Linked DNA regions of Homo sapiens: all the other regions are linked to region 1. A link is a contact called in ENCODE Hi-C or POLR2A ChIA-PET data. All regions are on one chromosome and are shown on one strand. The core of a region is the stretch at or near the end of the contact, and the rest is flanking DNA. Distances in the headings are between cores, read along the strand shown.

Region 1 (4,279 bases), core at 804-3,303:
GCCTTATGTACCCAATCTTTTCTATTCACCACCCCCTGCCCATCCTGCCTGTTTTGTGTCCCCAAAAGAAAGCGCTGGCTCTCAGCCCCGGTTCAAGGCTTCACGTGGCCTGGTTCACCTGTATCACAAACATTAATGGACAACTGCTGGCCACCAACAAAGCAAACCCGGTCCTGCCCTTAGGGGGCTTGTAGGTGGGAGAATTGAGCACAGAGACAAATAAACACATTTAAACCGGGCACGGTGGCTCACGTCTGTAATCCCAGCACTTTGGGAGGCTGAGGCGGGCAGCTCACTTGAGGTCAGGAGTTCAAGACCAGCGTGGCCAACATGGTGAAACCCCGTCTCTATTAAAATACAAAAATTAGCCGGGCGTGGTGGCAGGCACCTTTAATCCCAGCTACTCAGGAGGCTGAGGCAGAAGAATCACTTGAACCTGGGAGGCGGAGGATGCAGTGAGCCAAGATCGTGCCACTGCACTCTAGCCTGGGCAATAGAGTGAGACTCCATCTAAAAAAATAAATAAATAGTCACGCGCAGTGGCTCACGCCTGTAATCCCAGCACTTTGGGAGGCCAAGGCGGGTGGATCACCTGAGGTCAGGAGTTCAAGATCAGCTTGGCCAACATGGTGAAACCCCGTCTCTACTAAAAATACAAAAAATTAGGTGGGCGTGGTGGCGTGCGCCTGTAATCCCAGCTACTCAGGAGACTGAGACAGGAGAATCGCTTGAACCCGGGAGGCGGAGGTTGCAGTGAGCCAAGATTGCGCCACTGCACTCCAGCCTGGGCAACAAGAGCAAAACTCCGTCTCAATAAACAAATAAACACATTTGCAGATGCCTCTCTATGCTCCAGCCCCATGGGGCCACTGGGGTGGCTGAGGACACGCCTAGCTCCCACCTGCCTGCTGTGGTTGCACAGGCTGTTCCCTCTGCTTGAAATGCCTTTCCCTAGTTCCTCTTCATCCATCAAAGCCCCAGCTCCAATGTCCTCTCTTTCTGCAAGGCCTCTCAGGACCCTCCAGCCTTCAGCCTTCCCTCTGGTTCCACCCTGACTCCACAGGGATCTGAGGTTGTGTGAGTCCTGCTCTGATCTTCACCAGTGTCCTTGGGACTCTGATCCACTGCCATCATCATGCGTCCAAGATGGTTTTCCTTACTTCTAGGCCTTCTTCCAGGGAGTCTCCAAACTCGTAGCATGATTGGCTCAGGCAGGATCACGTGCCCAGCCCTGACCCAATCCCTGTGCCTGTGATAACAAAAGGCTCCAATTGGCCAAGTGTGGTCACATGACCACACAGGAAACCAGGAAGTGGATCTGGGTCTCAGAAAGTGGGGCAGGGAGCCGGGCACTGTGGCTCACGCCTGTAATCCCAGCACTTTGGCAGGCCGAGGTGGGCAGATCACCTGAGGTCAGGAGTTTGAGACCAGCCTGGCCAACATGGTGAAACCCCATCTCTACTAAAAATACAAAAATTACCTGGGCATAGGGACAGGCGCCGGTAATCCCAGCTACTTGGGAGGCTGAGGCAGGAGGCGGAGATTGCAGTCAGCTGAGATCATGCCACTGCATTCCAGCCTGACGGACAGAGTGAGACCCTGTCTCCAAAAAAAAAAAAAAAAAAAAGGGCAGGGCAGGTAGACATTCCTCCAGACCCCTGTGTTAAGGACTTAGGGATCCCCTTGCCTGTACCATCTTGGCTGGTGGGCCTTGGCGAAGTCACTTGTTCCCTGTGTCTCAGTTTCCCCACTTGTCAATCAGGCCCAGCAGGGTTGAAGTGTTGGAGCACAGGGGGATCCATCCCCTCTCTGATCATTCTTGGGCTGAGTCCTTTTTACCCCGCACCCACGCCCTCATCTTTTATTGTTGTTTTCTGTGGATCCTCCCAGATCGGGCCGCGCAGTCCACCCAGCCCAGCGTGGCAGGCACTGATGGCCACCGGCTGAGTCACCATTTCCTCCTGGCCCCTTGCCCGGGCCCAGTGCTTTCTGGGGACTTTCCTGAACATCAAAAACAAGGTGGGGGGTGGGGGGGTGACTCCCGGGTGAGGGAAGCTAGGGCAGACACGCGTGTGTTTGGATAGGTTTGTGCATACCCTGGCGTGGGTTCAAAGCCCATGTCTGGGCCCCACCTGTAGGATCCAGGCCATAACCGCATCCTCCTAGGAGTTGGGGTACTCCACATGTGAGCACCTGGTGAACACTCTGTGCCCGGCTGCTTGTGCCCGAGTTCACTGGCTGGTGTTTCTATGTTGCTGACAGGCTTATGTGTGTGCGTGTGTGTTTGCACGTGTGTGTGTACATCATGACTGCCCTGTGCCTGGAGCCCAGCGACAGAGAGGCCCAGCCCCTCGCTCAAAAGGTGCATCTGAACTCCAGCCGCCCCTGCCCCTCAATGCACCCAGCTCCTCGCTCAGAAAGGTGGATCTGGTGGAGATAACTCCCTGGGCCAAGGCAGGGGGGCTTGGGAAATCCTGCTGCATTAGGGTGCAGGGGTGGCGGAGGCAGGGTGAGGCAGAGGTGGGGTGGTCAGAACTGTGGATCCACATGGATGAGCCTGGGCGGGCTGAGCTTTGGGAGGAATAGATGTCAATTGTAAAAACCTTCACTAAGCCACCTACTGTGTGTTCAGGGTGCTGGGACACAGTGGGGACCTGGTGTAATAGACACCACATCAACAAACAAGTGAATATGTAACCCCAGGGACATGGGGAGGACCAGGAAATTAAATGCACTGGGGCAGCAGGAGGGGAATTTGGGGTGCCCGGGCCTAGGGACAGAGGGGACTTGCTGAGAAGGTGATGTGAGGTCTCAGATGTGCAGGCGGAGGAGGTCTTGGGGAGATCTAGGGAGACAGAGTGCCAGGTGGAAGGTATGGCTGGTGCAAAGGCCCTGAGGTGGGCACGAACTGGCAGAGGGGCTTTGGCTTCATTCAGGAAGGTCTAACCCCACAGCAGGATGGGGAGCCATCAGGAGGTTGTGCTGGTGGGGCCACCAGGACAAGCTGTCCTGTAACTGGAGCTCAGCAGGAATGCGTCCCCCTCCCACCCCCACCCCCACCCCATCTCTGGCGCTCTTTGCTTGGGACAGAATGTGCTGGGAGGAGAGGCTGGCGGTGGCCGCGCCTGGTGGCTGGAGCGGGGAGGCTGGAGGATTCCTGAACAGTGGCCCGGCTGGGCTGGGCTCCCTGCCAGCGTGGGTGGGAAAACAAGCAGCGGGCGCCCTGACTGCTTGTCACCCCTTGTCCCCCAGCTGGCCGGGCCAGGGCAGGAGGCAGAGATGGTGAGAGAGTCAGGGACCCAAAGAGACAGAGAGATGGTAGCCAAGAGAGATAGTGAGAGAATCAGAGGCAGAGGGAGACAGAGACAGGGAGAAAGAGACAGAAGTACAGAGGCAATAAGACTGAGAGACAGAGACAGAGACAGTAAGCAAGACAGATATTGAGAGAGAGACAGAGATGGGAAAGAAAAGATGGTGAGAGTCAGAATGAAACAGACAGAGACACTGAGAGATAGAGACCTAGCATTTGACTCTGCATGGGGGACACGTCTGACTCTAGGAGGTCTTGGGAGCAAGTGCAAGGGATGACACCTCCACCCCCATCAGAATCTTCATCTGAGCTGGGCATGGTGGCTCACGCCTGTAATCCCAGCACTTTGGGAGGCCAAGATGGGCAGATCACCTGAGGTCAGAAGTTCAAGACCAGCCTGGGCAACATGGTGAAACCCTGTCTCTACTAAAAATACAAAAATTAGCTGGGCGTGGTGATGGGTGCCTGTAATCCCAGCTAGTCAGGAGGCCAAGGCATGAGAATTGCTTGAACTCGGGTGGCAGAGTTTGCAGTGAGCCGAGATCGAGGCTTTCCACTCCAGCTTGGACAATGCTGTCTCAAAAAAAAAAAGAAAAGAAAAAAAAAAGAAAAAGGCCGGGCGTGGTGGCTCATGCCTGTAATCTCAGCACTTTGGGAGGCCGAGGTGGGCAGATCACGAGGTCAGGAGATCGAGACCATCCTGGCGAACACTGTGAAACCCCGTCTCTACTAAAAATACAAAAAAAAAATTAGCCAGGCGTAGTGGTGGGCGCCCGTAGTCCCAGCTACTTGGGAGGCTGAGGCAGGAGAATGGCATGAACCCGGGGGGCGGAGCTTGCAGTGAGCAGAGATCAACCCACTGCACTCCAGCCTGGGCAACAGAGTGAGACTCTGTCTCAAAAAAAAAAAAAAAAAGAGGAGTCTTCATCCACATCAAAGTAGGCAGAGCAGTGGTCCCCCAGTCACTTA
Region 2 (4,279 bases), core at 1,296-3,795, 320 kb before region 1:
CTATAATCTCTGCCACTCTGGAGGCTGAGGTGGGAGAATCGCTTAAACCCAGGAGGCGAAGGTTGCAGTGGGCTGAGATTGTGCCATTGCATTCCAGCCTGGGTGACAGAGTAAGATTTCGTCTCAAAAAAAAAAAAAAGTTTTTGTTAAAAGGGGACCTTCTTGGATGCCATAACTTTCTGGGGTGTGCCCAGCTCCAAGCCTGACTCCCACCCTCCGGATCTAAGTTACCTGAACTGCAATCCAACTGGCGTTCACGGTGTGTTCCCCAAAAGGGCCAAATCCTGAAAAAACAGGAAAAGCAATATATTACCCAAGAGTGGCCCTTCCCAGTCTGCCCCTGGCCTGGCCGCTACTCCCACCTGGAGAAGCAAGAAAGGAGCTTCAGGGCGCAGCTGCCAAGGACAACATTGGGGGCCTGGTCCTGAGTTCTGGGAGCACCTGGAGGCCCGTCAGAGCCGCCGTCCTGCACCTGTCCGCTCTGAAGTCAATGAGTCCCTTCCTGTCTTCACCTCCACCTGCCCCTCATGCTCAGCCAGGGGCCAGAGGTATCTTCTGCCTCCGAAAAGGTCCTGATCCTGTCTTCACTTCCTCTGGTCCCCTTGACTCAACCTACAATTATTGTGTCACTGTCCCAAAATGCCCTGAATCGGCACCAAATGAGGAATGAGCCCTCCAGGCTGTCTAGATTTCACCTTGTCACCCTCCTCCCTGCTAGCTCAAACTCCAGGCCCCCTTTCCAAAACACGACAGTCGCCCAAGGCTGTGCTAAGTGATCTTCCTGGCATTAAGCCTGGCCACATCCCCTTTCAGGCAAGGGTGTTTCCTAGGCCCAGTTTCCAGGAGCAGGGACTGAGGCACAGAGAGGTGAAGCTAGCTGCCCAAGGTCACACAGCAAGAAGGTGAAAAAGCTGGGATTCAAATCCAGATCTGGGGCTGGGTGCGGTGGCTCATGCCTGTAATTCCAGCACTTTGGGAGGCCAAGGCGGGCGGATCACCTGAGGTCAGAAGTTTGAGACCAGCCTGGCCAACATGGTGAAACCCCGTTTCTACTAAAAATACAAAAAATTAACCAGATGGGGTGATGCGTGCCCGTAATTCCAGCTACTCAGGAGGCTGAGGCAGGAGAATCGCTTGAACCCAGGAGGCGAAGGTTGCAGTGAGCCGAGATCGCGCCGTTGTGCTCCAGCTTGGGCAACAAGAGCAAAACTCCGTCTCAAAAAAAAAAAAATACGGTCCATCTGGGCCAGTGATCCCACAGGATATGAATGCTATGCAGAGATGCTGTAGCCTGGGATAGCAGGTAGGGGCTGTGGCTCAGGAGGGGACCTCCTAACTCTATCCTTCTGTACAGCCAAAGTTTGAGTCTCAGCTCAGCCCCTTACAAACTGGATGACCTCTGTGAGCCTCAGTTTCCCTTTCTGCAAAATGGAGACAGTAAAGATGTAATCAGCTCATGCAAAAAGTGCTGGAATAAATAACCAGATAAAGGAAGGCTGGAAGGGATGGGGGCAGTGACCCTCCTCCCAATTATACACACCTGTTAAGCAGGTGCCTTGTTTCTTCCTTCTTCCCTGAATCTCCTGGATCAGCCTCAATCTCCCTTCAACAGCCACAAAACACCTGTGTGCACCTTTGCTGGATTTCCCACTCTGACCCCTCCAGACAGCAGGTCAAAATGACCCCCCCACTCCTTGACTCTGAGGCCCCAGCGGAAGTTGGCGCCCCACGTGGCCCCGAGGCGGAGTCTCAGGGAGGAGAAACAGTTGGTTTGGGGGTGGGGGGGAGTCGGTGACAGCAGGGGCCCTGACTCACCAACAAACAGCCCTGGCACAAAACACAAAAAGGTTTCCGCTGAAGACAGTCCCTGGGACAGCTGGGAGAGCCCGAGGTCCCCGGACCCCCACCTGCCCCTGCCTTGGGAGAGTAGCCCCCCAGGAGCGCAGGGCGCGGCGAGCAGTGACTGGGAGGTTCATTTGTCACTGGGACACTTCCTGCCCGCAAATCGGCCTTTGTCCCCTGGGGCCAGGGGTTGGGGGAGCGGTGTGGGGACAGGCTGGACCTCGGAAGGGGCAGGGAGGAAGGGTCCAGTCCAGCCCGCAGGCCAGACAGAGGAGGCAGGTGCCAGGAGGGTCACCATCCCCACCTTGGGAGGAAAGGACGCCAGGGGGGCCTGCGCAGCGCCGGGCTTTTGCCCGGCCCCCCAAGCCCCGCGCCCGACTGCCCTGACTCCCGACCCTGGGACCCCCAAGGCTCCTCCTCCTCCACTTTCCAGGAAGCCTGGGCTGCGCGGGGCTCCCGCGGGTGATGACACCTTCCAAATCTGAGAGGACTTCCAGCACCTGCCCCTCTCGGCCCCGCAGTCCCGGAGCCGCCCCCGCCTCTGCCCCCGGCCGCTGCCGCTACAGCCCCCATCAGCCAGCGTACCCGTCACTACCACCGCCTTCCTCGGCTGCTCCATGGCGGGATCGGGCTGTGCCTCGGACCTGCTTCTGTTGCGACTGGCGCGACAGCTGCTGCCGCTGCAGCCTCTCGGCCGCGCGAGGCCACGCCCCTGTCAAGCCCCCGGCCTCGCCCCCGGTCAGCCGCTCGGCGTGCGCGCCCCCGGGCCCGAGACGCAGCGTGCGCGCCCTGCGCCCCGCCCCCGTCGGCTAGGCCCGGTATTCCCCAGCCTCCGTTTCCCCGTCTGCAAAATGGGAACATCTTATGCCGTAGTGTGTAGCCGCTTGCACGCACTGAGCCAGGTGCTGGGGATGAGCCGGTCCTTTATTCTGCAAGGGTTCATTGAGGGCCTGCCCTATGCATGCATACTGCGCAGAATTAGGGAGGGAAGTCCCCGCGAGCAAGGCCCGTTTTCCAGATAAGGAAACTGAGGCACAGAATGCCACTTCCCCGAGGTCACTCGCCTCAAGGGGTCACAGGAGCAGCATTCAGGCCAGGAAGTTGGCGGGGGTGGGGGAGGACAGAGTAAAAAAGGAAAAACACGACAACCATATTTGTGTGGTGCCAGAAGTTTCTCTGCAGGCCCCCATGGTCCTAGGAGGCTAATGGGGGAGGGCGATTGTACCTGCTGTTCCCTCTGCCGGAACACACCCCGCAGGTACCTGCGAAGCTGGCCTCCTTCAGGCCTCAGCTCCAGTGTTCCAATGTCGCCTCCTCCCAGGGGCCCTCCTCCTGTCCTGGCTGTCACCTCCTCCGAGGGGTGAACTGTCACTTTCTCCTTGTGGCCTTCTCTGGCTATCACCTCCCTGCTATCCTATTACCTCCTCTGAGGGTTCCTTCTGGCCCTCCTTGGCTGAAATGACCTCACTGCTACCCCCCAGTGGTTCCATCTCATTCCCTGGTTCCATCCTCTTCATAGCAATAAAGCTCAGAAATAATTTCCTTTCTCTCTCTTTTTTTTGGAGACAGGGTCTCACTCTGTTACCCAGGCTGGAGTGCAGTGGCAAAATCATAGCTCTGTAACTTTGACCTCCAGGGCTCAACTGATCCTCACATCTCAGCCTCCTGAGTAGCTGGGACTACAGGTGTGTGGCACCACACCCAGCTAATTTTTGTATTTTTGTAGAGATGGGGGTTTCATAGTGTTGCACAGGCTGGTCTCGAACTCCCGAGCTCAAGCAATCCGCACACCTTGGCCTCCCAAAAGTGCTGGGATTACAGGTGTAAACCAGCACACCTGGCCAGAAATCATTTTTAATTTTTTTTAGCTTTTAAGTTTTGGGGTACATGTGCAGGTTTGTTATATAGATAAACTCGTGTCATGGGGTTTGTTGTACAGATTATTTAGTCCCCCAGGTATTATTAAGCAGAAATTATATATGTATTTATTTATTTGAGACGTAGTTTCACTCTTGTCACCCAGGCTGGAGTGCAGTGGTGTGATCTTGGCTCACTGCAACCTCTGCCTCCCGGGTTCAAGCAATTCTCCCACCTCAGCCTCCCAAGTAGCTGGGATTACAGGCGAGTGCCGCCATACCCAGCTAATTTTGTATTTTTAGTAGAGAGGGAGGTTCACCATGTTGGCCAGGCTGGTCTCGAACTCCTGACTTCAGGTGATCCACCCTTTTCAGCTCCCAAAGTGCTGGGATTACAGGCGTGAACCACTGCCTCCGGCCCCCTCCCCAGGTATTATTAAGCAGAAATCATTTAGTATGGTCACAGCCTCTCTGGTTGGCTTCCCGTTTCCTCCGACATAGAGATGAGAACTTCTAGAGGAGGAAGCGTTGTTCTGTTAGAGCTGCGTCTCAACACCCAGCACATCCCCAGGCACATTCTG
Region 3 (4,279 bases), core at 759-3,258, 300 kb before region 1:
TTTTTTTGTATTTTTAGTAGAGATGGGGTTTCACCATATTGGCCAGGCTGGTCTCAAACTCCTGACCTCAGGTGATCTGCCCACCGCGGCCTCCCAAAGTGCTGCAATTACAGGCATGAGCCACTGAGCCTGGCCTTTATGTTTCTTATTAAAAATATAAGCAAATTTGGTTCACGTGCTTGGTGTGGTTAAAAAAAAAAAATATATATATATATATATATACACACACACATGCAAATATATATACACATACACATGCATGTATTTCTCTTTTTGCACACAAAAGAGGACATATTGTAAAAACTGTTCTCTACCTTGGTTTTTTTCACTTAAGATATCCAGACACCATTCAATGTCAGTATATGAAGATTGTCTTCATTCCTTTTTATAGCTGTATTACTCTATTATTTGGTCGCATTGGGTTTTTTTCAGTCTTTTGATATTATGAATAATGTCAATAAATAGCATCAGTCATTTAAAAACGAGGCTGGGCGTGGTGACTCATGCCTGTAATCCCAGCACTTTGGGAGGCCAAGGTGGAAGGATCACCTGAGGTCAGGAGTTCGAGGCCACCTCCTGGCCAACATGGCAAAACCCCGTCTCTGCTAAAAATACAAAAATTAGCTGGGCATTGTGGCATGTGCCTGTAATCCTAGCCACTCGGGTGGCTGAGGCAGAAGAATCCCTTGAACCCAGGAGGGAGGGGTTGCAGTGAGCTGAGATCGCACCACTGCACTGCAGCCTGGGTGATAGAATGAGACTCCATCTCAAAAAAAAAAGAACAGGGTCTTCGCAGATGTAATTAAGGATCTTGAGATGACATTATCCTGAAATTTATGGTGGACTTAATAAGAGAAAGGAGTGTCCTTTACAAGAAAAAGGAGCGGCCGGGCTCGGTGGCTCACGCCTGTAATCCCAGCACTTTGGGAGGCAGAGGAGGGAGGATTGCTTGACCCCAGGAGTTCGAGACCAGCCTGGACAACATAGGGAGACCCTGTCTCTACTACAAAAAAAAAAAAGAAAAAAAAAAGGAGAGATACATTTGAGACTCAGAGACACACAGAGAAGGCCAAGTGACGACAAAGGCAGAACGCGGAAGGCTGCATCTACAAGCCAAGAACTCCAAGGATTCCCAGCAGCCACCAGAACCCAGGAGAGAGGCATAGGACACACAGATTGTCCTCAGAGCCTCCAGAGGGAGCCAACTGTGCTGACAACCTCACTTCATTATTCTGATCTCTTGAATTGTGAGAAAATCACGTTCTGTTGTTTTAAACCTCGCAGTGTGTGGGCATTTGTTACAGCAGGCCCCAGAAAACTAATAGCATTCGCCTATTTACTTTGTTTACTGTCTGTCTCCCTGAGGGCCACGAATTTTGTGTTTTGTTCATTCTGTGAGCAGAAACAGGCACAGAGTAGGTAATAAGTACTTAATATGTGCCAGACGCTGTTTTAAGTGCTTTTACATGGTTTCATTCATTTCATCCTTACAGTAAGCAACGTTTTGGAGCAGACACTACTATTTACAGGGAGCAAACTGAGGCCCCGAGGGTCGTGGTCAGGATTCCAACCTATTAAATGATGTTCCCTGGATAATTACAGAATCAGAAAACTAGGAGTCGGAAGGGCAACATCAGGCACGGCCCAATCACCACGAAGCCTCGATTTCTCTCTCTCTACTGCAAACGAAAGGCATTAACTGGCTTTGCCCACAGCGTGGAGCCCAGGAGACCGACGAAGGTTTCACCTGCGCACGCATTTCCTCACAATGCACCCCGCGCCGGCGCGCGTTGCTCCGCCTCCTTTTGCATTACAAGCCGCGGCACTTTACGGCTCTCGTCCTCGTTCCTCCGGCGGGAACACGGCCCGCCCCGCCCTTTCGCCCAGCGGGCCCCGCCCTACTCCGCGTGGATTGGTTGACCGCCCTTCGAGCCCGGTGCTGACTGGCTTGCGTCTCTGCCACTTTCTTTCAGCTTAGTGGCGCGCGGCGCGGCGACGACCGCCGGGAGCGTGTGCAGCGGCGGCGGCGGAAGTGGCCGGCGAGCCCGGTCCCCGCCGGCACCATGGTGAGGGCAGGGCAACTGCGGGGTCTCACCGGGAGGCGGGAACAGCAGTCGTTGGGATCCCTGCGGGCGGGCGCTGTGGGCTTGGTTGGCGCGGGGCGAACGTAAGGTCCGAGCCTCGAGTCCCGCCCCCCGGCACGAGGCTGGGAAACTGAGGCCGGAGACTGCAGGTGGCTCTATCACGTTCGTGTCTGGGATTTAGGGTTGCACGGACTTGTATCCACAGTACAGTGGCCTCGCCTTAGTTAGTTTTCCCAGTTTGCAGGTGGGGAAACTGAAGTAAAAAAAAAAAAGGTGGGGATCCGCCAAATGCAGCAGAGAGTTTTTGGGCAGGGAAGGGGTCCCTTACGCTTCGGGCCCAGTCTGACCTCCCTGATTGAAAACTAGAGTGCTGGGAAGTAGGGGGCCAGTCTGAGTTGTGAAACTTAGTTTTAGGAATTTCAGAGCTTGCAAGATGCTAGCAGCACAGCCTCCTAGGCCTCTTGGTTTCTGGCTGAAAAGCAGGCCTGGTGCTGGGGTGTGGTGTTTCTCCTTGGGTCACATAGCATGTCATTCCAGCGGAAGGGGGCGTTTTGAGCTAGGGGTGGACAAAGTACATCCTCCCAATACAAAGAAGGAAAAATTGCGGCCCAGGTCTCTGCAGGGCCCATTGTTTATGATTCTGGAAGTTCTGGATCTGGGCTAGAAAGTGCCCGTGTCCCCCACTGTGCAGATCGGAAAAGGAATTCAGAGCTGGGAGTTTCCTGGCCCATCAGCTTCTGGTCCTTCTTTTTTCAATGAGAGAAACCAAGGCCCTTGTTGGGGATGTGACTTCCAGACTCTGTGAGACAGTGGGAGATTCAGTAACCAGGAGGGTCCCCCAGGGGTGGCTGCATCAGAACTGTGGATTAGTGAGAACTCTCCCTAAATCCGGCTGGTCAGTGTGTAACCACCCAATGGGTTCACCTTGCCTGTCTTCCTAGACAGATTTATCAAGACAGGGGAATTGCAGTGGAGAAAGAGTATTTCACACAGAGCCAGCTATGCAGGAGACCAGAGTTTTATTATTGCTCAAATCAGTCTCCGCTGAGCATTAGGGGATCCGAGTTTTGAAAGATAATTTGGCGGGTAGGGGCTCAGGAAGTGGGGAGTGCTGATTGGTTGGAGCTTCCTGAGGTCGATGGAGTCATCGACGGGAGTGTTGAAGTGAGGTTTTCTTGCTGTCTTCTGTTCCTGGGTGGGATCGCAGGACTGGTTGAGCCAGATTACTGGTCTGGGTAGTGTCAGCTGATCCGTCAAGTACGGGGTCTGCAAAATATCTCAAGCACTGATCTTAGATTTTATAATAGTGATGTTATCCCAAGGAGCAATTTGGGGAGTTTCAGACTCTTGCAGCCAGAGGCTGAAGTTACCTAAATGGTAATTTCTAATCTTGTAGCTTATTTGTTAGTCCTACAAAGGCAGACTGGTCCCCAGGCAAGAAGAGGGTCTTTTCGGGAAAGGGCTATTACCAATTTTGTTCCAGAGTCAAACTATAAACTAAATCCCTTCCCAAGGTTAGTTTGGCCTATACCTAGGAATAAGCAAAGATGGCGTAAAGGTTAGAAGCACAATGGAGTCGGTTAGGTCTGATCTCTTTTCACTGTCATAATTTCCCGCTACAATTTTTGCAAAGGCGATTTCAAGTGCAAGGATTCAGAGAGCCTGTCCCTCTCTGCGGTGTACTTAGAGGGCAGAGTTGGCATGTAAGACTGGGCAGAGCTGGAAGGATCCATCCCTGTGTTAAGTTTTGTGGGAGCAGGATCTTCGTTTTTCTTCCGACTAGATTCCCAGTATGTAGAACGGTGCGTGGGCAAAGTGTGAACTCATTCATTCAGCCCCTTCCCACCTTCTGAACATCCAGAGTCCTGGCTGTCCAGCTGTTTCCTGGAGGAGTAGCCGAGAATGGACAAGCCATCACAGGATACACACTTCCAGTTCCCTGTCGTCAGGGCAGGGCCAGAAGGAGTGGCCTAGGTTAGCAGCGGGGATGGGCAGTCCTGGACAGCTTCCTGAATTAGGAGGCACTGGGTTTAGGTCCTCGTGGATCTAGACCTGAGAACCAGATTCCAGATGCTCCAAGAAAGCCCAGAGAAAGGAATTCTCTTTTCTGAATTTTCTTGTGACCTTCCATAAACCAGGGTGGGGCCTCTCCTATCACACTTGGCACTTTTTTTCTTTTTCTATTTCATTTTATT

What was found. Hi-C counts contacts between places; a loop is a spot of excess contacts on that map. ChIA-PET counts read pairs that join two places held with the same protein, here RNA polymerase II (POLR2A). Pooled maps may share reads with other maps.
Region 2: a loop to region 1 is called in a pooled map, with 3 times the contacts of the local background. The contact joins the promoter of PGPEP1 here to the enhancer-like site in region 1. A Hi-C loop is called at or near these places in 2 of 50 pooled maps. POLR2A ChIA-PET finds 5 or more read pairs at or near these places in 2 of 52 experiments (activated CD4-positive, alpha-beta T cell and activated T-cell).
Region 3: a loop to region 1 is called in a pooled map, with 5 times the contacts of the local background. The contact joins the promoter of LSM4 here to the enhancer-like site in region 1. A Hi-C loop is called at or near these places in 4 of 50 pooled maps. POLR2A ChIA-PET finds 5 or more read pairs at or near these places in 4 of 52 experiments (PC-9, activated CD4-positive, alpha-beta T cell, activated CD8-positive, alpha-beta memory T cell and 1 more).

What each region holds. Positions count from the first base shown.
Region 1 is chr19:18,019,290-18,023,568 of GRCh38, reverse strand. No RefSeq gene overlaps it. Among named protein-coding and RNA genes, the nearest start is that of ARRDC2, 13 kb to the right of the region's middle. RefSeq lists enhancers at 832-1,381, 1,856-1,905. Within about 2 kb of position 2,053, at least 36 of the 41 ENCODE cell types and tissues checked have a DNase peak (open chromatin) inside an H3K27ac peak, as active enhancers do; they include PC-9, where a contact is called at or near this core.
Region 2 is chr19:18,338,864-18,343,142 of GRCh38, reverse strand. PGPEP1 (pyroglutamyl-peptidase I) reads right to left here and starts at 2,545. Exons shown (of 5, transcript NM_017712.4): 1 at 2,428-2,545; 2 at 232-284. The coding sequence starts at 2,461. RefSeq lists an enhancer at 1,988-2,675 and a silencer at 2,507-2,696.
Region 3 is chr19:18,320,805-18,325,083 of GRCh38, reverse strand. LSM4 (LSM4 homolog, U6 small nuclear RNA and mRNA degradation associated) reads left to right here and starts at 2,008. Exons shown (of 5, transcript NM_012321.5): 1 at 2,008-2,066. The coding sequence starts at 2,064. LOC105372300 (a long non-coding RNA gene) reads right to left here. Exons shown (of 2, transcript XR_007067157.1): 2 at 3,087-3,350. RefSeq lists enhancers at 867-1,469, 1,668-1,887 and a silencer at 1,948-2,127.